Linked DNA regions of Mus musculus: all the other regions are linked to region 1. The links are chromatin loops, found by intact Hi-C in ENCODE. Cell type or tissue: gastrocnemius. All regions are shown on one strand.

What was found. A loop is a pair of places that touch in the nucleus more often than their neighbours do. Peaks named below come from ENCODE experiments on the same cell type or tissue, not always from the same donor. Only the 100,000 strongest peaks of a DNase experiment are listed, where the experiment ranks them.
Region 2: it touches region 1 in a loop (6-fold over the local background); 10 of 42 quality-filtered maps call a loop at or near these places.
Region 3: a loop joins it to region 1, with 9 times the contacts of the local background. A loop is called at or near these places in 35 of 42 quality-filtered maps.

What each region holds. Positions count from the first base shown.
Region 1 is chr12:76,012,651-76,020,650 of GRCm38, forward strand. It overlaps Syne2 (spectrin repeat containing, nuclear envelope 2), which reads left to right. Exons shown (of 116, transcript NM_001005510.2): 66 at 2,832-3,062; 67 at 7,686-7,868. Among named protein-coding and RNA genes, the nearest start is that of Mir5101, 110 kb to the left of the region's middle. In gastrocnemius, a CTCF peak has its summit at 4,193 (motif pointing right); DNase peaks (open chromatin) are centred at 3,041, 3,725, 4,187, 6,172 and 1 more place; H3K4me3 peaks cover 1,025 bases; H3K27ac peaks cover 1,506 bases.
Region 2 is chr12:76,125,957-76,133,956 of GRCm38, forward strand. Esr2 (estrogen receptor 2 (beta)) reads right to left here. Exons shown (of 10, transcript NM_207707.1): 8 at 7,854-7,987. Among named protein-coding and RNA genes, the nearest start is that of Esr2, 47 kb to the right of the region's middle. In gastrocnemius, a CTCF peak has its summit at 4,546 (motif pointing left); DNase peaks (open chromatin) are centred at 2,575, 3,044 and 4,550; H3K27ac peaks cover 666 bases.
Region 3 is chr12:76,173,221-76,181,220 of GRCm38, forward strand. It overlaps Esr2 (estrogen receptor 2 (beta)), which reads right to left and starts at 4,039. Exons shown (of 10, transcript NM_207707.1): 1 at 3,727-4,039. In gastrocnemius, a CTCF peak has its summit at 4,811 (motif pointing left); DNase peaks (open chromatin) are centred at 3,885, 4,181 and 4,794; H3K4me3 peaks cover 1,371 bases.

The DNA of each region.
Region 1 (8,000 bases):
TTAGAAACCTTTTACTGTTGGAGGGTTTTTCTTAACGTGGACGTTCAGCTCTGGGACTTCATCGAGGGTCACAACAACTATAGTTCAAGAAGCCGGGGTTTTCTTTTAGATCAGTGACACGCGAAAGCAGATGTCTAACATGGATGCCAGAGAGTTTGTGAGGCTGGGAAAATATGGATTTATAGATGGCAAACCTTAGTAAAATAAGGGACCGAGTTAGGGTTCTACTTACCAGCATTGGCTTCAGCAGTTTGAACAGGCTCTCAAAGCTACGCCTGAGTTTGCACATCTGTACATGGGGGCTAGAGAGGTTGTGGTGAGGAACTGGTCTTGTATTACGCCAAGCATGGCACAGCAGTCATCAAGGATAAGTAATATCAATAAAAGATAGAATCTTTAGTTTCCTTATGAGAGACCAGACAGATTTTTATGTAGCAGCAAACACTTGTGGTAACACCCCTTTTTTTTTTTTTTTTTTTTTTTGGTTTTTCGAGACAGGGTTTCTCTGTGTAGCCCTGGCTGTCCTGGAACTCACTTTATAGACCAGGCTGGCCTCAAACTCAGAAATCCGCCTGCCTCTGCCTCCCGAGTGCTGGGATTAAAGGGGTGTGCCACCACACCTGGCTCGTGGTAACACTTTTTAAACCACCACCACCCACCCACACCCACACACACAAAATCTGCAGTTTGTAAAACATGGACTGAAATGATTTCTGCCCTCAGGATTTAGGGCAAGCAGGGTCTATATAAGCAGGGTTGTTGTTTAGGAAGTTACTGGGAACTCCTGATTTAAAGATCACAGAGCCGGAGCCCCTGTGCTAATAGCCTATGTCCAGGCCTAATGCACTTTGGTGGCATGGGAAGCTAGAACTGACTCCTGTCTCTGGAGTGCGGAACTGCCAAAAAAAAAAAGTAGGGTGGGGAGCGAGCTGTACACCCCGAGAATCCTGGGCATCCTGAGGCCACTTTGAGCTCTTCTAAGGTTGCACATAATTGTTTTTTCCTCCACCCCCACCCCCTTTGGATTCTTTTCAGGTTTAAATAAAGGGCGGATTAGTCACCCAGCTTGCTCATTTCCTCCTGAAGTGTGGTAGTAAGAAAGCAGAATGGCTAAGTACTGGCACTTAAAACTATATGTACATGACCTGCCAGAGGTAGTCAAATAAAAATCTAGAATAAATTAAGACAGGTGATAAATTAGTTATTACAGATTAACCACTTACTATTATAACTGATGATGTCAGATAACAGAAAAAAAGGCCACACAATCTTTGCTACTAAGGTATAGTCATATCCAAAACTTGGAAATAGCTAATCACTTATTTATATAACTAGTCAGGCTAGAAATCAATGCCTGACAGTAGTCCCAATGACTGTTTACCTTAACAGTGACCACTGAGACCTGTGGAGCCAGGGTGGGCGGAGCGGTGTGTGAGGCTCAGGGAAAACACTGGGGGAGCAGAGAATGCCAGCCTTGAAGAAAACTATAAAATTGGGTGGATGAGGGCAGACAGTTTGTTGGTTTTGTTTGTTGGGTTGTCATTATTGCTTTTGGGGCTTGGGGATGCTAGGATCAAACTCAGGGCCTCTTACCCAACCAGGCAAATATCCTCCCATTGAGGATACCCAAGCCTAAGAAATAGCCTTTTACTGGAAAAGAGCAGACATGTAAAGTAGTAGGTAGTCAGGAAGAATCTAACCCCTCGGAGGTTATATTTTTTGAGGTAGGATGTATGTTTGTAAGCAACTCCTGTTAGAAGCGTGTTGTTTGTCTCAACCGTGCTTTGTTAACAAGTTTGCGCACAATCTTAAAGTGGGAAATGTTGGAATTCATTTTAATTCTAATTCGCACATGGAGACCAGTATTTGTACAGATCAGAATGCTAAGCCCTATGTCTGAAGGGATTTTCCAGAAGAGACAGTGTCCTCTCTGCATATCCTGGGAGAGGGCGGGTCCTATAGTGTCAGGCAAGACTATCACGTTAAAACCAATCCCTACCTCCATGTTGAAACAAATAAATCCGTAAGTGTGGAATAGTTCAGTTGCATCTTCTCTCTGGGAGAAAGTTTGCTTTTGTATTGGTAAGATATCTAGTTGCCTCAATACATTGAAAATATGTCACACTTAATTCAAACTTCACACCAAAGCAGTCGGTTCTTAACTCCACTTCTGAAAAAGCAAAAGCCAGTTTAGGGATTTTTCCCCCCTCTCGGGGAATGGAGAAAACATTCTTTATTGCTCCAGGAAGTTCATTACTTGCCCCAACCTGTTTTTAACAGAGAATTTAGATGGGTAAAGAGAAACTAAAGTGCAATCTTGCTACTTGGGAAGATGTTACAATCGGGCGGCAGATTCCAGCATATTGTTAAGCCCTGCCAGCATGAAGAGGCCATTTTTCTGACTCGGTTTTAGTTTTGGTTGTTGGGTGCACAGCCGTGTAATGCCTTGCTTAATCATCATGTGTCATGCCACTTTAAGCACTGGCCAGCTCCCTGAAGTGTTTGGGATACACACCCTCATACGCTCTCTCTCCCTCACCTGTCTCCCGGGGATCGCCACTCTCCGCCTCTGGGCCCGGGAACACTGTACCTGTGTACATGCAGGTCGGCTGCCTGGAAACCCATGCCACCGGGTCACGTGGCCGTTGCTATGAGCGTGGAGGTGCATTTTTCTTTTTTCTTTTCTTCCTCCTTCTGTCCTTACTTTGTTTCTTTTCACCGGGGAGGAGGGGGAGAGGGGGAGGCAGGTTCTCGGGTCTTTCCAAGCCCCGGGTGGAAAAGCCTTGGATTCCTGCCTTCTCACTGCTGGACTATCTTTGGCTTCATTTTAGGGTGCCACACCCCCCATTGAAGCTGCACTCCTGGACTTTCCTAGAGAACAAGGAGCTTTTGAGTCCACCGTGGAGAGAAGTAGGCCTCGGCCTGCAGACATCCTCCGTGTCTGCAAGACCCAAGTGGCCAAGCTGGAGCTGTGGCTGCAACAAGCCAACGTGGCCTTTGAGCCAGAAACTGTAGACGCGGACATGCAACAGGTGGTGGAAGAGGAGCTGGCGGGGTGCCAGGTAAGATAGGCAGGCAGGAGTGAGGGTTTACCTAGTCACCAACTCCTGCCAAGGTGGGGCAACGTGCTCTTAAAGCAACAGGCTGCTCCTCCCATGGCTCTAAAGCCACTCGCCGTGTTCCCGATGAGTCTTTGAAATTCTTTGTGTGATCAGCCACTCTGAGGGGACAGGAGTGAATAACAGCCCAGAACGGAAACCAGCCCGGGGTCACATGAACTGTGAACATTGACCAATTAATTCCCTTCTCAACCTGATTTTCCTCCTCTGGTAGCACAGGTTAGCTCATAGAAAATTTTTTGTTGGGTCTAAATGAGATGAACTCACAAGACTGGCATTAAACTGAACCCAGTATCTGTTCCTGCGATCCATAACCACAAGGTTATTGTGGATAAATAATGAGTTCATCGGAGTGAGACTAAACGTCCAAGCTCTCGAAGACCAGCTAAACACTGCGTGCCCTGTTAGCAGGGGCGCCCTGAACTCGGCTTCCTTGTCTGAAGTCACTCTGAGAAAAGCTCGGTGGCTCAGCCCAAAGGCGGGGACTTGTGTGTCTCTCCAGGGAGGGGCTGGGATGACGACACCTCAGCGGTGTGATTGCTGTCATAACAGCAGAGGTTTGCTGGCTGCTTAAGGTGGCCTCTCCCCAAGCTGTGCCCCGCAGACCAGCCTTGGCCTCCTACCAGGGATGAAGACACCCTCCTGTCTCAGTGTGTCTCAGAAGCACTGGCCCTGCCACCAGAAGCTCTCCCTGAAGGAACCTGTCTTGTGGTTGGGGTAGCCAGTTCCACTGGAGGTGGATACATCTCCTTTTTGTCTACCCAGAACCACCTGCAGAGGGAGGCGACAGGGTAGGGCAAGCTTGATAGTTCTAATAGTTTGTCTATTCTGGTTGGCCTTCCTAGGGGTAGAGTTAAGCCCAGTAACAGACCAGGCAGGGCTATACTAAGTTGTGCCTCAAGTATCCTCAAGTTTGAACTCCAGCTCCTTAAGGCTATCTGATACTGATTTGCTGCTACCAACAGGTAGCGCGCATGCCAATGGCTTGGTTACCACCACCATCCCCATCCTCTTGCTGCTTTGCATCCATTTTAAAGAGTGCTGGACTATGCAAAGACAAGATGTGCCCACCAGGGGGCAGTATCACCCAGCAAGCTTGCTGTGGGCAGACTTGGCAGGAATAGGAGTCTAAGAAAACAGAAGTTCTTCCTAGAGGCTTAGGCATCTAGATAACGGCCTAACACAATGGAGAACCTGGATGGAGTGAGGTGAGGCATTTTATTGACTAGTCTTACCTGTGGCAGACAGAGTGAGGGTGCAATTTTCAGGCTATAAATAGCTGGAAATATGAACTCTGTTTAACTCATTTGAACTCTGTTTAAATACTTAAACTATATTTAAACTGAATATATAGATATTTGGGTTTGGCAATGATGGGCTTTAAACTCACTATAGGAAAATGAAGTACCGGTCAGCAAGATCACTTTTCTCTCATTTATATGACAATATTGACACCTATGGTTTCATATTGAAACATAAAGGGCCCTCAACGGTCTGGAAAAAAAATAATGATAAGGTTATCATGGAAAGTGGCCAGAAGACAAATAGATCAGTTAAGGAAACAATATATTCGATAATTTAATGCTTGAAGAGATAATTAAATTTAGAAACGTATAAATGAATGCTGGGATTGGTAGAGGGCCTGCTGAGCCCTGAGGTCAGTCCTGAACCAAGTCACACCATGAGCCAGGTGTGGCATACACCTTTGACCTCAGCAATTGGGAGCAGAGGCAGGAAGATTAGGAGTTCATGGCCATCCTTGGCTACATAGTGAATTTGTGACCAGCCTGGGCTACATGAGACCCTGTCTCAAAACACACAAAGTATGTGAATTAGAACAGTAATTTTGTTGGTGGTAGTGGTGGTGGTGATGGTGGTTTTACAATCATAAAATTTATAACATCCTGACAAAATTAGAAAAAAATGATTCATGTCTGGTAGTTTTGTCTGATTGAATCAACATTTTGGAAGGTCACTCACTAGGAAGAATATAAAATGTTCTTTTTCTCTGACCTAATAATGCCTTTGAAAACAAAACAAACAAAAAACTAGAGTCTCATCATATAGCCCAGGCTGACCTGGAACTTGTTTTGTAGAGAAGACAAACCTAGAAGTCACAGAGATTAGCCTGCATCTACCTTCTAAGTGCTGACTCAGAAAAATAAACTTAAAAAAGAAAAAGAAAGTAAGGAACTAAAAAAAAAAAAAAAAATAGGAAAACTTTTTAAAGAAAGAAAATATTTGTTAGCCCCGTTAACTCATGCCATTGATCCCAGACAGACACAGGTGGATCTCTGAGTTCAAGGCTAACCTGGTCTACAAAGTAAGTTCTAGGCCAGCCAAGACTACCCAGTGAGATTACACACACACACACACACACACACACACACACACACACACACAGAGAGAGAAAAAAGATTGATCCTGAGAAAGTAATCTATGGGGCTGGAGATGTGGTTCAGCAGTTACGAGCACTGGCTACTCTTCCAGAGGACCTGGGTTGGATTAGCAGCACCCACATGGTGGCTCACAGTCATCTGTCACTGCAGTCCCAAGGGATCTGATTCCCTCTTCAGGCCTTTGAAGGCACTACACACACATAATACACAAACACACATGCGGACAAAACATCCACACCCATTTAAAAAATAAATAATAAAATTTAAAAGAAACCTTTAACTCTGACAGTGTTGATTAGCAGACAGAAGACCTGGAAATGGCTTAAGCAAAACAGTAACAAGCAGGAGGCTAAGCGAGTCACAGAATGTCCGTTTTCAGCTATTGAAACGGTCCATGGGAAGCATCGGTTTGTAGACGTAGAAAATATTTGTATAAAACCGCTGAGTGGGTAAGCAAGCTAGCAAAAAGTTGTGACTGCCTTTGGGAAGAGCCCACTCCAGAAGCTAGGAGTTGTGGAAGTGTGTGCTGCTGAGGCTCTGAAGAACCTGCCAGGATGCAGTAACGTTTTTACAAGACACGTTATTGGAAAATCTGTTTGGAGGTGGAGTGTTCCTTAACGGAACTTGGCTTTATTCCCACGCTGATTTCTGTGCCAATGGCCTTGGCTGGGGTGTGGGTATGTATGGCTGCTGACCCTGTGCCCAGCCAGTTGGTATGACTGATGAACTCCTGAGAGTCGAGAGAGTGCAGGAACACGTTAAGGAGAGACACAAAGAGCCTGACTCACTGGGAAATGCACTTTCTGCAGCTGATTTATGTTTAGAGTCATGTGGAACGGCGGGTGGTATCAGTCACTAAGCATTTGAAGTTCTAAATTACTGCCATGTTCTTCTGATCTTTTGGATTTGCTTGAGAAAGCAAGAAATGAGCAAGGAGGAACTGTCAGTAAGTGTGTGGGATTTTTTTTTCCTTTGACACTTGTGCTACAGCAGAAAGATTAGGAAGGTGGGGGAAATATTCAGGTTTTCCACTTAACCTTGTGTTTAATTACTCTACAGGATTTTAAGTCATTAAACACAAAGCACATGTGTTAAGGCAGTTAATTGATTGATTCCTCACAATGACTCTAGATGGTAAATTCTATCTCTATGTTAACGATTGCTTGAGGCACACACCTAGAGTTCTTAAGCAAACATGGCTAGTATGTGATAAGAATGGAATCCGGACCCACATAGACTAAGCAGCATGTATTGTTAACCAGCAGTGTCTTCATTAGGGTCATTACTGCTGCATCAAAGCACCATGACCAAAAAGCAAGTTGGAGACTGAAGGGTTTATTCAGCTCACACTTCCACGTTGCTGTCCATCACTGAAGGAAGTCAGGGTAGTAACTCAAGCAGGACTGGAACCTGGAGGCAGGAGCTGATGCAGCAGCCATGAATGGGTGCTGCTTGCTGGCTTGCTCTTCATGGCTTGCTCAGCCTGCTTTCTTATAGAACCTAGGACCATCAGCCCAGGGATGGCACCACCCACCAGTGCCTGGGCACAGCCCAATTGATCACCAGTTGAGAAAATGCCTTCCAGCTGTAGTGTAAGGAGGCATTCCTCAACGGAGGTTCCTTCCTCTCTGATGACTCTAGCTTGTGCCAAGTTGACACACAAAACCAGCCAGTACAAGCAGGAACCACTGGGCGTACACTACCATATTTTCTGAAGACATTATAGGTTTACTTACTGTAACATCTGCACTCTGGGTTGATTTAGTTCCACCCCGGATTTTTTGTTTTTGTTTTTTGAGACAGGGTTTCTCTGTGTAGCCCTGGCTGTCCTGGAACTCACTCTGTAGACCAGGCTGGCCTCGAATTCAGAAATCTGCCTGCCTCTGCCTCCCGAGTGCTGGGATTAAAGGCGTGCGCCACCACTGCACAGCTACCCATGATTTTCAACACAGAATCATGTCAAAGTTTGTGTTTTTCAACCTATTTCTGGAACTTTCATATTCTCAAGTAGAGAAAATAAATCCCACTTATGTTGGAGACTGACTCCATGGGGTAGGGGTATAGCTTAGAAGTAGGTAGCATGCGATGTATGCACATGGCCCTGGTTCCATCCCTACTCTACCCTCCTCCAATCCACTGTGGCTAATTCAGTGATGTTCGCTCCTAGGCTATGCTGACAGAGATTGAGTACAAGGTCGCCTCTCTGCTAGAGACGTGCAAAGACCAGGGCCTGGGAGACTGTGGGACCACTCAGCAGGAGGCCGAGGCCCTTTCCTGGAAACTCAAGACTGTGAAGTGCAACTTGGAAAAGGTCCAGATGGTGCTTCAGGAGAAGTTCAGTGAGGACCAGGTAGGCCCGAGGATGTGTGGACATCCCAGAGCCTGGCAGCAGTACTCTGGGTGGATGTGACAAAGCAAAGGCAGATACGCTATCCTCGTTAAAGAGTCGTGAAAGGAGAGGACACACGGGCTTCCAGGGTTG
Region 2 (8,000 bases), 110 kb after region 1:
TTTAATCTCTCTCTTTTTTTAATGTGTTGGGGCTGGTACATAACATATATGTGGATATCAAAGGACAATTTGCAGCAGTCTCTCTTTTCTCTATGAGTCCCAGTGATCAAAATCAGGCTGTCAGGCTTAGTGATGTAGGAACCTTTTCTTGCCCAGCCATCTTCACCGAGCCCACTCCCACTTAAATAGTGTCACATAGCCCAGAAAACTGTGACCTTCTGATGTGAACAAGGATGGCCTCCGTCTTTCTAGTGCTGTGATGTGGACTTGAGCCAGCGCACCCAGTTTATGCAGTGCTGGGGACTGAACCCAGGGTTTGGTGTGCAGTAGGCAGGCACTCCACCAGCTGAGCTACCCCACCCCCCACCTCCCAGGGCTGTCCTTGCTCAGTTCCCAGTCCCACTCTGGAATGCCACTAACTCCCCGCACAGCTGACACACTGAACAATCTCTATATTCTGCATAAGAAGTCTTCCTTCTTCTCCATCCTACTTTCCTATTTATACCCATTCCTCCCTTAGATCTCAGCCTGGTCATGAACTTCCTTCTGAAAGTTTCTCCTGAGTCCCAGCCTACATCTGGCTTGAGGTTTTTTCTCTTCCCTCTCCTTCCACACCCCCGCAGCCACCCGTCCACCCTAATCAAGACCAACACAACACTCAAGGACACAGACCTGCCATTTGTCACCAAATCCCTATCACCTCCAACATCGCCTAACACAGAGGGCATGTTTATGTACAGAAAGAACTAGACCGGATTCTCACAGGTTCACATTTTTTGTATATTCTTAGACTCTCGAATGATTATAACCAAAATCTTTGTGTCCATTGTGTAAATACATACGGAGGAAAGCATTCATTTAAAAATGTAGAGACTTTCTAGCTGGGCATGATGGTGTACACCAGGGGAGGAGGAGACAGGTGGATCTCTGTGAGTTTAAAGCTAGCCTAGTGAGCGTAAGTTTTAAGATAGCTAAGGATACAAAGAGAGATATATTATGCTAATGAGATAAGTTAGTCACAAAAGACCACACTTTTTCAACACAGGGTATGGCCCATGAGGTTGGCTTCAAATTCCTACATAGCTGAAGATGGCCTTGACCTTCTGACCTTGCTGCTACTCCTTGATGCTAAGATTATAGACACACACCATCAAGAATTGAGCTACAGCCCTAACTTAGATCCTCTTTTTCAGTCTACTATTTGAATTCCTCTCTAGAACAGATATAACCATAGAGACAACAGATTGGCAGTTACCATGGGGTGAGGGAAGGGTGAGCACAGTGGTTAATTGTAATTATCAACTTAACAGGATGAAGGAATCTAGGGCCTGGATGAGGCACACCTCTGGGCAGGGCTTCCCCAGAGAGGATTAAGCAAGGAACCTAGCCCCGATTGGTGAACTGGAGTCCCACCAGCTGAGCATCAGAATCTCCTGTCTGCTTCCTGGTCCATGGATGTGTAAGCCAGGAGCTTCCCACGGCTATGGCAGGAAGCTGGCCTCAAGGCCACTCTTTCCCATCATTTTCCTCCCTTAGACGCTTCTTGTAGGGTACCAACCTGGCAGCATCAATAAGAAAAGACACTGATGCCGTAGGGAGTGGGAGCTGACAGCTGAGGAATACTGGATTTCCTGGGGAGTCGGGGTGGGGTGGGGAGTTAAGATGTTCTAAAATTGATTGTGGTAATAATACAGAGTGAACAGACTAACAATAACTGAATTGCATACTTTTGTTTTAGCACAAGGTCTTGCCACGTAGCCCAGGCTGGCCTAGAACTTCCTCTACACCTCAGCCTGGCCTCAAACTCATAGTTCTCCTGAGTACTAGGATTACCGATGCACACCGCCACACAGAGTTTGAATTACATACTTTAAATGGGTGGATTGTGGTATCCTCTTGTTATCAGAGTTGTTATTAAAATAGTCTTCAGAATCAAAATTACAGTAGCAAAAATGCCCATTGCTATTGTATAACTCCCTTCAAAAATCATGGTTGTTAATCAGTTGTCACTTCTCTGTGAGCCAGCATCATCACCAAGGGTAGAAGGGTAGATCCTGGGCCTTCTATAAGCTTGGAGGCAGCACAGTCCCAGACAGAGCCTGGAGCCATTGTGATTGGTTAGCTTGGGAAAAGGAGGCACCACGTTTAAACGGGCACCTGCCAGGTCAAGTTTTTATAAGGAGGAGTATATACATGAAATGTCAAAAACTAGTTTAAAATTATCCCAGGATACCTGCTTTCCTGTACCTCCCTCCCTAGTCAGGAATACCACATCCATACTTTGGACATCCATACACTTGCTCACTGACATAGCACGTGGGTACACACTAATTGCTAAATGGCAGGCCTTCAACAGGGGCAAAGGACAAGATCGAAGCCCTATCAGTAAGATACACAGGAAGAAAAAACAAAAACAAAAACAAAAGCCCAAACCTCCACCACCCCCTAAAAATTGAAACCCTGTGACTCATTGTAAAAACAAACCTAAGTTACTTTTCACAAAACTGACGAGATCTAGTAAAGAGGGAAGAGGGGGGAGGGGGCCCTTGGCACAAAGCCCATACATATCACAGAATAAGTAACTCAAGGACACAACTGGCCCCTGCTCTTTCCAGGAAACAGTTATGTGTTCCTCTCTCTAGCCCACCTGGCATTCTGAAGCAAGACTGCCGAGACTCATGGTATCCTACATGTTCAAAGACAAGGAAGGTCCAAGCTTGGCTCAGCTGGGGAAGTAACTCAGAAAGTCTGGAGTGTTGTATTTAAAAATCCTATAATATTATCATATAATTTTTTTTTCTGGCTTTGAAGAGTAAAGGGAAATGTGTGTGCTGCTCTAAAGCAAAAATAGAGCGGGCCCCGGGTTTAATCTTATAATTGTTTCAGTGAATAAAACGTTTTGTTCTTTCAGAACCTTAAAATTGTTTCAATAGAGAGATTTGTTGCTAATGTATTTATTTGTGGTTGTTTGTTTGCGACAACAGCTGTGTAATCCAGCCTGGCCACTAACTTGCTCTGGAGCCAACGGGAACCTTGAACTCCCGCCCAACCTTCTGGCGGTTGTCTCCCAAGCGCTGGCAAGCGCCGGCAAGCTCCCTGTCCCTACTTTAAACTGTGTAAAAAGACCAATGGTAATTATCTACCGGCTTATTCCACTCTGTCTCCTAGAGTTAGACCCTAGTTCTAAGTTCAGATTCCTAAGTGACAAGGTTGTCACCTTATTTGACACAGCTGTTAGCTCCAGTGCTCACGTGTTTCTTTTTCTTTTTTTTTGGGGGGGGGGTGGTGTTTGTTTGCTTTTTGAGACAGGGTTTCTTTGTGTAGCCCTGAACTCACCTAGTAGACCAGGCTGGCCTTGAACTCAGAGATCTGCCTGCCTCTGCTTCATGAGTGATGGGGTCAAAGGTATGTGCCACCACAGCTTTTAATTTATGAAATACTAATATTTTAACAGATTGGGTTCTTTTTCTTTTTTCTTTTTAAAGATTTATTTATTTTATATATGATTACACTGTCACTCTCTTCAGACACACCAGAAGAGGGCATGGGATCCCATGACAGATGGTTGTGAGCCACCATGTGGTTGCTGGGAATTGAACTCAAGACCTCTGGAAGAGCAGTCAGTGCTCTTAACCTCTGAGCCATCTCTCCAGCCCCTAACAGATTGTTAAGTGTACAGTTTCTTGTCTCTGCATTTCAAGAGGCTGAGCATTCCAGCTTTTCCTACACACATCCTACACAGATAGTAGAAGAGAAGCTGAGGCAGGGGAATCACAAGCTTGAGGACAGCTTGAAGTACCTAGCAAGTAAAAGAAAGAAAAATGGCTTTTCTCTTTCCTGCTGGCTTTAAGCAACTTGATGATGACCCATCCTTGCTGTGGCTTTCCACATTCTTCTTGTGCAGGGGTCTCATTGAGCTTCCTGGAAACTGTGTTTGCAGTTTTCAGTAAGCCTAAACGTTTTCACCTATGTTTCTTCACGAATTTTCTTCTGTGTGATTTCTGAGTGGGTGAAGTTGCCTCACTCAGTCTCTGGTCGTTTCAAAAGTGCTGTCTGAGCACCTACTAACTCACCTTCTGGGACAGTTTGCACATCTTGAAGTCTGGGGTCGATTCATAGTTTCTAGTCCTGCCCTGCCAGTTCACACTTTCTGTATGAAACGCAGCAAGTGTTTCAATGACTGTCTTCATTCTCTTTCATCCATTCTGTTTTGTCATCGTTCCAATAGAGTGGCTTTTCTCCTACTGGAGACCATATTTTCTTCTTCACACAATAATTTTCAATTAGTTATTTTGAGTATTATGAAATTTACCTTTGATGTTTTGGTAATCTAGTCTTGCTTCTACTTTTTATTTGATGGCCTGGAATCCTGGGCTAACCTTACCCTGTTGCTATGGCAACAGCTTTCTCAGTCCTTTTATCCAATGTCCAGGTTATCACAAGGCTTTACAACAGAATGGTGAGAATGTAAGGCATTTCTCAGCATGTGTGAACTTCAGAGATCATTTCCAGTTTAGCGCTCAGGCAGAGCCTTAAAGAGCGCCACCTGCAGACCAGAGGTGCTGCGTGCAGCCCTTTCCTCTCAAGCAGTCCCCATGCACATCCTACCTGCCCTGGCTGTTCAGATTTCGTTTTAGTCCAGGAGACAAGCTAATGTCCACTAAGTTAGTCCTTACTTTGGTTTTTGTTTTGTTTTCAAATTAATTGCTTCAAATAATCCAGAAAAAAAAAAGCGGGGGTGTTCTTGCAAACCCTTCAGAGCTACCATAGTAGCCACTTCTTCCAACAGGAGCATTCTTCCATAAGAAACCAAAGCCCAATTTCCCACAACAATGTTGAATAGAATAAACTCACTATGACTGCCAAGTAAGCAATGAAGCTTCTGTAAAAACTTTCAAAAATTCAGATTTACCTTAGATTTGAATGATTTTTTTGCCCCAACTGGCAATTTCATCCCAAGGCCTTTCCTGCCTTCTGCAATGGCAGCTTTATTTGATGTTGTAGGAGGAAGGGCAGAGCTTCTGTCTTGCCCATCTACACAGGTGTAGATAATCTGGGCTTGCTTCTGTGTTTCATTTGGTAGCCTGGAGTCCTGGGCTAACCTCACCCCATTACTATGGCAACAGCTTTCTCAGTCCTCTATCCAAAGTCCAGGATATTACAAGGCTTCCCAACAGAATGGTGTTTCAACGACAAACAAATCGCCTTCCGGGAGTGCTTGGTTCTGAAAGGGTTCTAAGTTCGTCCTGGAAGAACAAGTCTGACATTTGGCGGCCTTCACGAATGAGCTGGGAATATACTTTGCAAGCAAATTTCCTTTATTTAATAAAGAGAGATGCAGATGGGAGCACACATGGCGGGGGGTGGGGGTGGGCATCATCAACAGGCAGGTTAGAAATGCCTGGCTGGTGCAAACCTTTAATCTCAGAACTCGGGGAGGTAGAGGCCAGGGGGGTATCAAAGGCAGAGGGTATCTCTGAGTTCGAGGCCAGCCTGGTGTACAGAGCGAGTTCCAGGATGGATAGCCAGGGCTATGCAGAGAAACCCTGTCTTGAAAAGCCAAAAGAAAACAAGATAAGAAAGTTCCTGCATGACCTTAATCTTGATAGACATCACGCTCTCTCACTGTTTTGTAAAAGGTGAATAGCAATAGAGCAGGGGGTGGGGGTGGGGGTACTAGGTCAGGGGGATGCCATGTTAGGCAGGTAAGATCAGGAGGTAACCCAACGAGGAAGCACCCAAAGGTTGTCTTAAGGGTCTCTGGTCCTTGAGATTCCGTCTTCAGTGCTCCCCACCCTTCCACTTCACAGCCTAACTCCCTTTCCACTCCAGAGCCCACCAGTGTCTGACAGCACCCTATATTCTCCCCAGAGCTACTCTATGGCTGTTCCCTTCCGGGAAGATGACAGAATCTAAATGCAAGCATTCGGGAACTCTTACAGCCACAGACAGAGTAACTTAAAAATCTGTCAAATGTGCCAACATAAGCCAGGGCCCACATTTTACACTTTCCATAGTAATTTTCTGTTATTATGCCAAATTGGGGCCAAGAGGATAGCTAAGAGTGTCAGCTCACTTACCACGCACGGGTGAAGCTCTGGGTTTGAACACTGGTTTCAAAAAATCTTGATGCTTTAAAAAGCCCCACATTTGCACATCTGTTGCTGTTCTCTAAACACAATATAACAACCATCTACATAGCAAGCATATTGAGTTAGCAATTATAAGGAACCCGGGGGTGGGGGTGTATTGCCAGGCATGGTGGCGCATGCCTTTAATCCCAGCACTTGGGAGGCAGAGACAGGTGAATTTCTGAGTTCGAGGCCAGCCTGGTCTACAGAGTGAGTTCCAGGACAGCCAGAGGAACACAGAGAAACCCTGTCTCGAAAAATTTAAAAAAAAAAAAAAAAAAAAGGAACCCCGGGGGTGACGTCAAGTATATGAGAAGCTACACGTGAGGTATAGGTGGATACAACTCCATTTTACAGAAGAAGATGATGGCATCCATTGATTTTGGTATTAAAATCAATAATCAGTGGATACTGGAGAGAAGGGGAGGGAGAGAGAGAAGGAGTCAGGGGCGGGGAGCGGGGCGCGGAGCACAGTCACAACAAGGTCATGGTGGCCACCTTGAAGAGGGGTATTCTTGTTGGTTGTTCTTATCTTCCTTGTATGGTTTTCTTCTAAGTGTTGTGTCCAGTCACCAGATATTGTTTATATTAGGAAAGCCAGGAAAGCCAAAACATCCACTTAGCTCAGTCGCTGTCCTTAACACTCATCTCTGAAGCCAAGCCCCTCCTCTTGTTCCTGCCACACCAAGTCTGTTTGGGCTCATTTTATCTTAGGGACACCCTCGCCTCAGTCTCCTCCCTATTTTTGTCATCCCTCTTCCTTCCCATGGAAGTGGGTGTGGCCTTCACAGTACACTACTACACTCAGACACGCCCCCGAAGTTGCCTGTGACCACCTTTCTGTGATCACCCAGGTCCCCAAGCAGCCACTGAAGTCTTCAGTTCTCTGTTTTTCCCTCCTGTTGTCTCTCCTGCATCTCCGCCCCTCCATTCTGTAGATCTGTGCATCTCAGAACGGCGCCAGCAGCATGGTTTTTCACACCTTGCTTTCTGTCTCCCCTGATGCAGTAAGCTATGTGACCGTGACCTAAGTGTTGTTACTGAACAAATGAATAGATGTATGAAAGTAGAAGCTAAAGCATTAAATACAGGTGATGCCTGCTAATCATGTAAAATGAAGAAAGCCAGGGCTGGTGAGATGGCTCAGTGGGTAGGAGCACCGGACTGCTCGTCCTGAGTTCAAATCCCAGCAACCACATGGTGGCGCACAACCATCCGTAATGAGATCTGACGCCCTCTTCTGGAGTGTCTGAAGACAGCTACAGTGTACTTACATATAATAAATACATAAATCTTTTTTTAAAAAAATGAAGAAAGCCTAGACGGTGAATACTTAAAAGTTTGCTTGTTTTTAAAATCCCCCCGGCCCATCCCACCCACGGCCTCTCTGTCCACTCATGAGTGAGACCGTTTCTCTTTTCTCTGTTGTAACCCTGGTTGTCCTGGAACTCACTATGTAGACCAGGCTCTGGAACTCACAGAAATCTGATTGCCTCTGCCTCCCAAGTGCTACATTTAAAGACCAACTCCACCACCTCCAGGTCAGTCTTTTCTTTCTCAGCAAATGGCCGGAAATCACTGCCAGGAGCGCATCCAGGGAATAATTTACACTCAAGTTAGCACAAGTTAACTACCGTCTGAACCCATGCAGAATGGAGAGGTCGGAAGGGAGGCCATCCTCTGCTTTTGGAATGAGACAGAGGCGGCCTCGTGGCTACTCACTGGAGTTGAGGAGAATCATGGCCTTCACACACAGATATTCTTTGTGCTGCAGTTTTAACTCACGGAACCGTGCCGTCGTCGCCAGGAGCATGTCAAAGATTTCCAGAATCCCTTCCACGCACTTCCCCTCATCCCTGCAAGAGTTCA
Region 3 (8,000 bases), 160 kb after region 1:
TGGCTCACCACTGCCTATAACTCCAGCTCCAGAGGATCTGACACCTTCCTCTGGCCTCCACATGCATATGCACATACCTGCACATACACACATCCATATACATACATAAATAGAATATTTAAATACTAATAAATTAGATTTTTTTCAAGATGGACTGTACCTGAAGAAGAGCAGCACCTGAGGTTATCCTCTGGCTTGCACATACATGCACATACACATATGTGTGCAAGTGTATACTCACACACACACACAAAACAAAGTAGTGAACAGTCACATGGAAAGATATGAACACAAAGTTTAAAAGCAGCAGAGAACTGGTTCCATCATCCTCATCACCGGCAGCCGAAACACACCCCTCAGATTGGCGGTTCAGATGGCCCTGTCAGGTACACAGCACACAAAAGCAAGTGCCGAGATCACTCAAGTCACCAGTCAGCTGCCACAGTGACACTGCCTAGAAACAAGAGCTCTCAGTGCTAGCATATCACTGATCAACTGCTCTAGGTTTTCTACCAAGTCCCAGTGCACTCAGTGTTGTGGAGAACCACTGCTGGGTGGATGGTTATTAGAACAAGGGTTGCCCTCTGGCTGAGTATCTTCTGACACATCCAGATTCATGTCACAGCCAACTGTCAGATGCATCATGGATGACTGGTAACATGATCACCCATGAAAGATTTTTTTCTTCCTAAGTCACAATCTCTGAAAAGTTTTTGTACACACAGGGTTATGCATGGTGGGCTGAGGTACTGGCCAGGAAAAATACATTTTGGATCTTAGGCTGAAAAATAAGTAATGTTTTAAGATGTCCTAAATATTGACAGTGGCTTTATGAGAAGAAAAAGATTGGCCCCGGAAATAACATGACATTCGGAAATGAGTAGACAGACCTCTGTATCTAGAGTTACCATCCAGCCTATAATCATGTGTATTCCGGCCCGGTGCACAGAGCACAGCATTGGATCCTGGGCTGCACAGTGACGGGTCTTAGACAAGTCATATCAACTCCTCAACCTTCCCTGTCGTCTTCCGTAGAAATGAGAAAGTATTAAGGAATGTACATTTCCCCAGTGCACTGGGGAAGTGTATGAGAACCTTCCATGAGGTTTACTGTGGAAGGTTTTACTTATTATACTGTGACGAGGTTGAAGCCCGCCCACTGACATGCCACCGGGCACAGCTCTCAAGATGGACAATTTAAAATAAAATGCTTTCTGATTGTGAAGGCCTTTGCTTCTGAATATTACTTTTTTTTTTTAAACTTGCGTTTGATGGAAATCCATCGTGTCAAGCAGTCTAACTAGCTGGGTCGTTAGGACCCTGTCTGCTCCGTGTGTGCAAAGGAGATGCCACCTCCTGTGAGGCCCATATCTTGGGCCCACGGATGCAAACAGCTTTGACAGGCAACCTCCATTGTTCTTCCAGCTGCCCCTACCCCCTCGGCGAAGCATCCCATTCGCACACCCCACACCTGTGTTCCCCAACAGAAGTAAAAACTCACACCCACAGACGCCAGAGAGAATTTCATAGCCAAGGAAAATATGTATAAATACATTTCTATCCTTGCTCCTTTCTTTTCTAAGACAAGCTCTCATGCAGTCTAGGCTAGCATAAAAATTTGCTATATAGCCACGGTTGTTCCTAAACTCCTGACCTTCCTGCTTCCGTATTTTGAGTTCTAGGATTACAGGCAAGAAGCGCCACACTTGATTCATGTGATGCTGTGGATAGAGGCCAGGGCTTTGTGCATGCTAGGCAGACTATCTACCAACCGACCTACATCCCTGGACCCTTACAGAGACCTCTTAGGCACCAAGTGCTCTTTCTGTGTGCTGCTGGTTAGCAGTTATTTTCTTTACATGGATCTCTTCCGAAGGAAAATACTAAGTCCCTCAGTCAGTTTCATGATAGGAACAAAGGAAACTTACTCTAAAGCAACCATAAAACTGGCCACTAATAACTGACTTACACGCAACTCTTTAAAACTGAGTATGTGTCTTCCAAAAGGAGAAAAAGCTAACTCTTCTCTATCACGAATCTTCGAGTGGTATTTCTTCTAAAAGCTTCAATGCAACTGTCGGAAAAACAATGTTGCAATAAGTAGAACTTTTTCAAATTTCTATAACAATGTACTAAACACCAAATTATGAAGTCTAATAGCCAAATGTTCTGTTTTCAAGGGCGTTGCATATATAGTAGAAACAACTTTCCTGCAAATGAGTGTATTCCTCGGAATTTTATATAATCACTTTATAGTCATTCCATAAAGTGACTCAAAACATCAACTAAAATTTTAACATGAAATATCATTGCCTATTGGATACACATTTAATAAGAATTACAGTGTTTTAGTCTTTAAAAGGGACATGAGGTCTATTAAATGCTAATTTATATATTTGATATATTGAATTTAGTACTAAATTTCACATTTTTATATTAAAAATAAATCCTGAGAAACGTTCAATCTGACTAGATCCATTTGGGTTCCTCAGACCCACCTTGGAATTGTCTTCTGCATGCTTTTTGTTGATTTCAAGCATTTATATATCTTAGGCAAGACTTAAAGTGTTGTCTTTAAAACTGCTCTTGAAATAAGAATTTCAGATTCATCTAGACATCTATTGAACATAAAATGAAATCCTAAAGTTTCTGCTTTAACCCTGACTGATAAAACCTCATCTTTTACTTCATATAGAATGCTGTAGAGAAATGGTCTCAGCCTTCCTAGTGGGGCAATTTCTTTAATACAGACCCTTGTGTTATGCTAACCTCCAACCATAAAATTGTTTTCATTGCTACTTTATAACTGTAATTTTGCTGTTGTTATGAATCATAATGTAAATGTTTTTGGAGATCGAGGGGAGGGGGGGGTGTCTCAAAGGGGTCGCGACCCACTGGTTGAGAACCCTTACAATCAGACTTGCTCTGGTAAGAAAATGAAGCTACTGATTACACTCTTCTTGTTGTCACTATATATCCTCTTTCTAATCTTTCCTTTCACTCTTTAAATAACATTTACACGGAGAGAGGAAATATCCACCATGAGCCGGATCATTATAGTAACAATGAAATTTCAAGTGATGCTTACAAAAACACTTGAAATAGAACAAGACATAAACATCTTTCCTCGAGGGTACTATGTGCCAAACACAAACCTGCCTTCTAAATCCTAAGTTAAATTGTCACGCTTGCTTTCTGAATAGCGCTCAAATTCATAGTTTTGTTTTATACACACACACACAGACACACACACACACACATACCAATATTCACTCTTTCCACTATGAAACTGTCACCACAGGTAATCAGGAAGAAGCAACAGTTAGATTCCTCTTCAGCATATAAGAGAAATCAGATTTAATCTTTCTCAGACTATCCAGGAAAGAAGTTAAACTCTATTTCTGACACGACTAAGGATTGCCAGTCGACAAGCCATGATCACCTGCCTAAGATAGGCATATCTTCCCTGGTCCACCACACTCAAGCAAGAAGCGTCATCATCGTATCCACTGCTAGGAAAACCACAGGAATTTTCTTCCTTTAAAATGAAATTATATTTATATAACTAAACCAAAAGTCAGTAAAAATTTCTGTTTCCGGTAGTGTTCAGAACAGTTGCATACATGCCCGTGCCCCAACCCTCCCCCCCCCTTTTTTTTTTGTTCTATACTCTGCCGGCTTCCCACAAAGTCAATTAAGCCTCACTATGAGCAAAGGGACACTTACCTAGCGGGTGGACATTCTCTCTTTTGCATTCTCTAAATGCAGACACGTACTTTCCTCGGTCCCTGAGCGGGACTCGCAGCCACTGGTTGTCGCTCAGCCTGCGGCGGCTGCCAGACTCTACTGCAGACCCGGATGCCAAGGGATGCCAGTGGCCGCACAAGCCGCTCCCTCCAGGCCAGCTCCCCACCTCCTCTACTCCCAGGAAGTTTCAAGAGGTGGTTGATGCTAGAAGCCTGGGAGAAGGCAGGGACCCGAGAGTGCCTTTCAAAAGGGCCAGCAGCTGGAGAAGCTGCAAAGACTGCCCACGACTAACGAACGAACGTTAGTGCGTCTTTCTTTTAAAGACCTGGAAAGAGTGTGGGAGGGTAGCTGAGAAGCCCACGTGACCACAAACCGGGAGCCAGAGATCTCAGGCACTCCCGCGCCGTGCAACCAGATCCACTGGATGTGGACCTCCAGCCACTTCACAGTCATCCTCTAGGGACACCCCGCTTCCAATAGACTGACGATGAAGGATCGAGATGGGGGCCCGGGAATGGGAATTTCTGACCAGATCCCCAGGGATTCTGGACTTAACCGCGTGCGTCCAGGGACCACACTTAATCCTGTTTCCATACTTTGACCTACGTGCGTGTCATTAAATGCTTAAGTTTGACAACTCTCCTTGAGAAGCATGGGCCAGGCCCCGGTTTCGGGTAATAGCACCGAAATTAGCAGTAATAACGAAGTAATGAAGGCAGATTCCTTTGCAGGGAGTGTTAGCTTGTGCTCCAGAAAGGCAAGGCAATGGGGCTGGAGGTGAAGGTTTGAACGCTCATCTATCAGCGGCTGGCGATGGAAGCCGGGAGAGAAAACGAGTTGTTTTTTGTTTTGTTTTGTTTTGTTTCGTTAAAAAAAAAAAAGAAAAGAAAAAGAAAAAGAAAAAGAAAAAGAAAAAGAAAAAGAAAAAGAAAAAGAAAAAGAAAAAGAAAAAAAGGCAATGGGTTAGGTCCAAGATCCCGCGAGCCTCCTGGAATTCACCTGGAGAAAATCTGCCTGCGCTTTTACAGGGGCGGAGAGGGTCTCTGGCGCCCCCTGATGGTAGATCTGATCCTCCCAGCTCAATCGCTTAGCCTGGAAGTGACCCTTCTACACAAAGGCTGAAACCATACCTTATAGTCTTTGAGGAAACAACTGGCTTTAAGGCAGCCTTTGGTGGCAAAAGTTAAAAGGAAAACAAATGACCTGTAGGCCAACCTGGTGTCACTGGTGTACCTAATTAATCGTCAAGCCATCCGCACACATCACGGGGATGTTTGTGAAGGATTTTAAAGATCTACTTTTTATCTTTTAAATTATGCACACATGGGTATGTACACAGGCGTGCAGATGTCTACGGAGACTATAGGTGCGGGATTCCCTCCTGCGTATGGGTGCTGGGAACAGAATTAGGCTTCTGTACAAGAGCAGCAAGCTATCTTAACAGCTGAGATGTCCCTTCAGACCCAGAATGTGATTCTTGGTGGACGGTACTCTAATAGAAGAAAACCGGGGGGGGGGGGGGGGGCGGGGGGGATTTGGAGGGAAACTTATACAATGTCAGCCTCAACATTTTGGGTGTAACCAAAACGCCTTCGGGGACCTTTCTGAGGCCCGGGTTTATGAGTGCCACAGGTAGGCACCGCAGACTACATATGTGGAGAAGCACGGTCTTTATAGACTATGAGCAAAGGCTATACCAAAAGTTTCGCTGCTGCCGGGCGGTGGTGGCTCACACCTTTAATCCCAGCACTTGGGAGGCAGAGGCAGGCGGATTTCTGAGTTCGAGGCCAGCCTGGTCTACAAAGTGAGTTCCAGGACAGCCGGGGCTACACAGAGAAACCCTATCTCGAAAAAAACAAAAACAAAGCTCGCTGCCCCCATTCATCCCATGTACAGGTTTCATTTAAGCTAAAAGTCCTGGGTTCTCTCCATTTGTGAGATAGAATGTCCCTGTCCTTTTAGGAAAGGTAGAGTGGATGGGAGAGTGGGTAGCTACTGAGTCCATCCTGGTGAGGATAGGCAAGGATGAGATTAATACTTCCCAGTCTGCACGTCCCTGTGTCCTTTCCTGTGTGTCTGTGTGTCCTGTGTCACTCAGTCCTTCCTCCTTTCCTGCCTTGGTAGAAAAGTTGCAGTAGCGATCTTAAACAAATCAGTTCATTTAATGATACTTTGTTAACAAGATTCATCTGGAGGGAGGCCAGGATAGCTCAACCAATAAATGAACTTGCCGAGCTAGTCTGACAGACCAGCGTTTAGTTCACAGAACCCAAGGAGGTGGAAGGATTTATGTAAGAGCTGGGCTCAGTTCCAGCACCCACATGGCGACTCACAATTACCTGTAACTCCAGTCCCAGGGGAGCCAATACTCTCTTCTGACCTCCAGTCACTAGGCACATATATGGTACACATACTTACACACATGCCGGCTAAACACCCACATACATAAAACTAAATAACTAAAATTAAAAGATGGAAGGAGAGAAGGAGGGACCCAACTCCAGAAAGTTACCAAAAGTTACCCTGATTGCCACCCAAAGCGCATGGCATACACACACCCACATTCACACACACATTATATACACATACACTAATACATTTTTAATTTTAAAAAATCATCTACAGTGGAACATCCATGAAAGGATCTCAACCCAGAGCCAAGAGGCAGGTAAAGGTGGTGTGAGGGAGAGAAAGCTGACATCTATGAAGTATGTGTACCAAGCCAGACTGCACAGCTTCCTCTGTAATCCTCATACCGGTTCCAAGGGGCAAGTAAGACTGGCTCCGCCTTCCAGATGAGAACAGAGGCTCACAGAGCTTACATTCACTACGGGAAGCTACAAGATAAAAAAAGAAACCAGTAGCCACAGTGGTTCTTATACACAGTGGCCACTTATGGACACTGAACTATGCATTGTGTATGCGTGTGTGTGTGTGTGTGTGTGTGTGTGTGTGTGTGCCTGTGTGTGTGTGTGCCTGTGTGTGTGTGCCTGTGTGTGTGTGCCTCTGTGTGTGTGTGCCTGTGTGTGTGTGCCTGTGTGTGTGTGCCTCTGTGTGTGTGTGCCTGTGTGTGTGTGCCTGTGTGTGTGTGCCTGTGTGTGTGTGCCTCTGTGTGTGTGTGCCTGTGTGTGTGTGCCTGTGTGTGTGTGCCTGTGTGTGTGTGCCTGTGTGTGTGTGTGCCTGTGTGTGTGTGCCTGTGTGTGTGTGTGCCTGTGTGTGTGTGTGCCTGTGTGTGTGTGCCTGTGTGTGTGTGCCTGTGTGTGTGTGCCTCTGTGTGTGTGTGCCTGTGTGTGTGTGCCTGTGTGTGTGTGCCTGTGTGTGTGTGTGCCTGTGTGTGTGTGCCTGTGTGTGTGTGTGCCTGTGTGTGTGTGTGCCTGTGTGTGTGTGTGTGCCTGTGTGTGTGTGCCTGTGTGTGTGTGTGTGCCTGTGTGTGTGCCTGTGTGTGTGTGTGTTCACTAGATTTTCATTGCCGTGATAAACCCCATGGTCAAAAGCAACTTGGGAAGGAAAAGATTCATTACAGCTCACGGCTGTAGTCCATAATGAAGGGAGTCCAAGCAGGAACCTGGAGGCAGGAGCTGATGGGAGACAATGCAGGGGCACTGCTTACAGACTTGCACCTCCCAGCTTGGCCCAACTGCTGTCGTTTGCAATCCAGAACTACCTGCTCTACAATGGGCGGGGTCCGTCCCCATCAATCTTTAACCAAGAAAATAGCCCACAGGCTTGCCTACAAGGCAGTCTTATGGAGGCATTTTCTCAATTGAAGTTAGTTCTTCTCGGGTGACTGTAGCTTGTGTCAAGTTGGCAAAAAAACTAACCAACACGTGTATATGTGTCACCTTTTTATTTTATACATAATGGCTATATAAAATACATTCTTTCTTTTCCTTCCTTCCTTTTATATTTTATTTTTAAATTTTTTTGGAAGAGTCTTGTTATGTAGCACAGGCTAGCCTTGAACTCACTATGTAGCCCAAGTTGCTTCCAAATTCAAATGTGCAATCCCCCTGTCATATCTGCCTACAGAGCAAAGTCTATCATTAATTATCCCAATTTTATGAATGGGAAAATGGATATCCATGAAGAGTAAGTGACCTTCCTAAGATCACACAGCTTATGAGTAGCTGAGAAGGATTTGAACCTAGGACCTAGCCCAAAGTCCTGTCCTGTGTCTGTTTAAACCACATCTACAAAAGCCAGGTGTAGATGTGGTTTATGCCTTTAGTCCCAGAGATCAGAAGGGAAAGGCA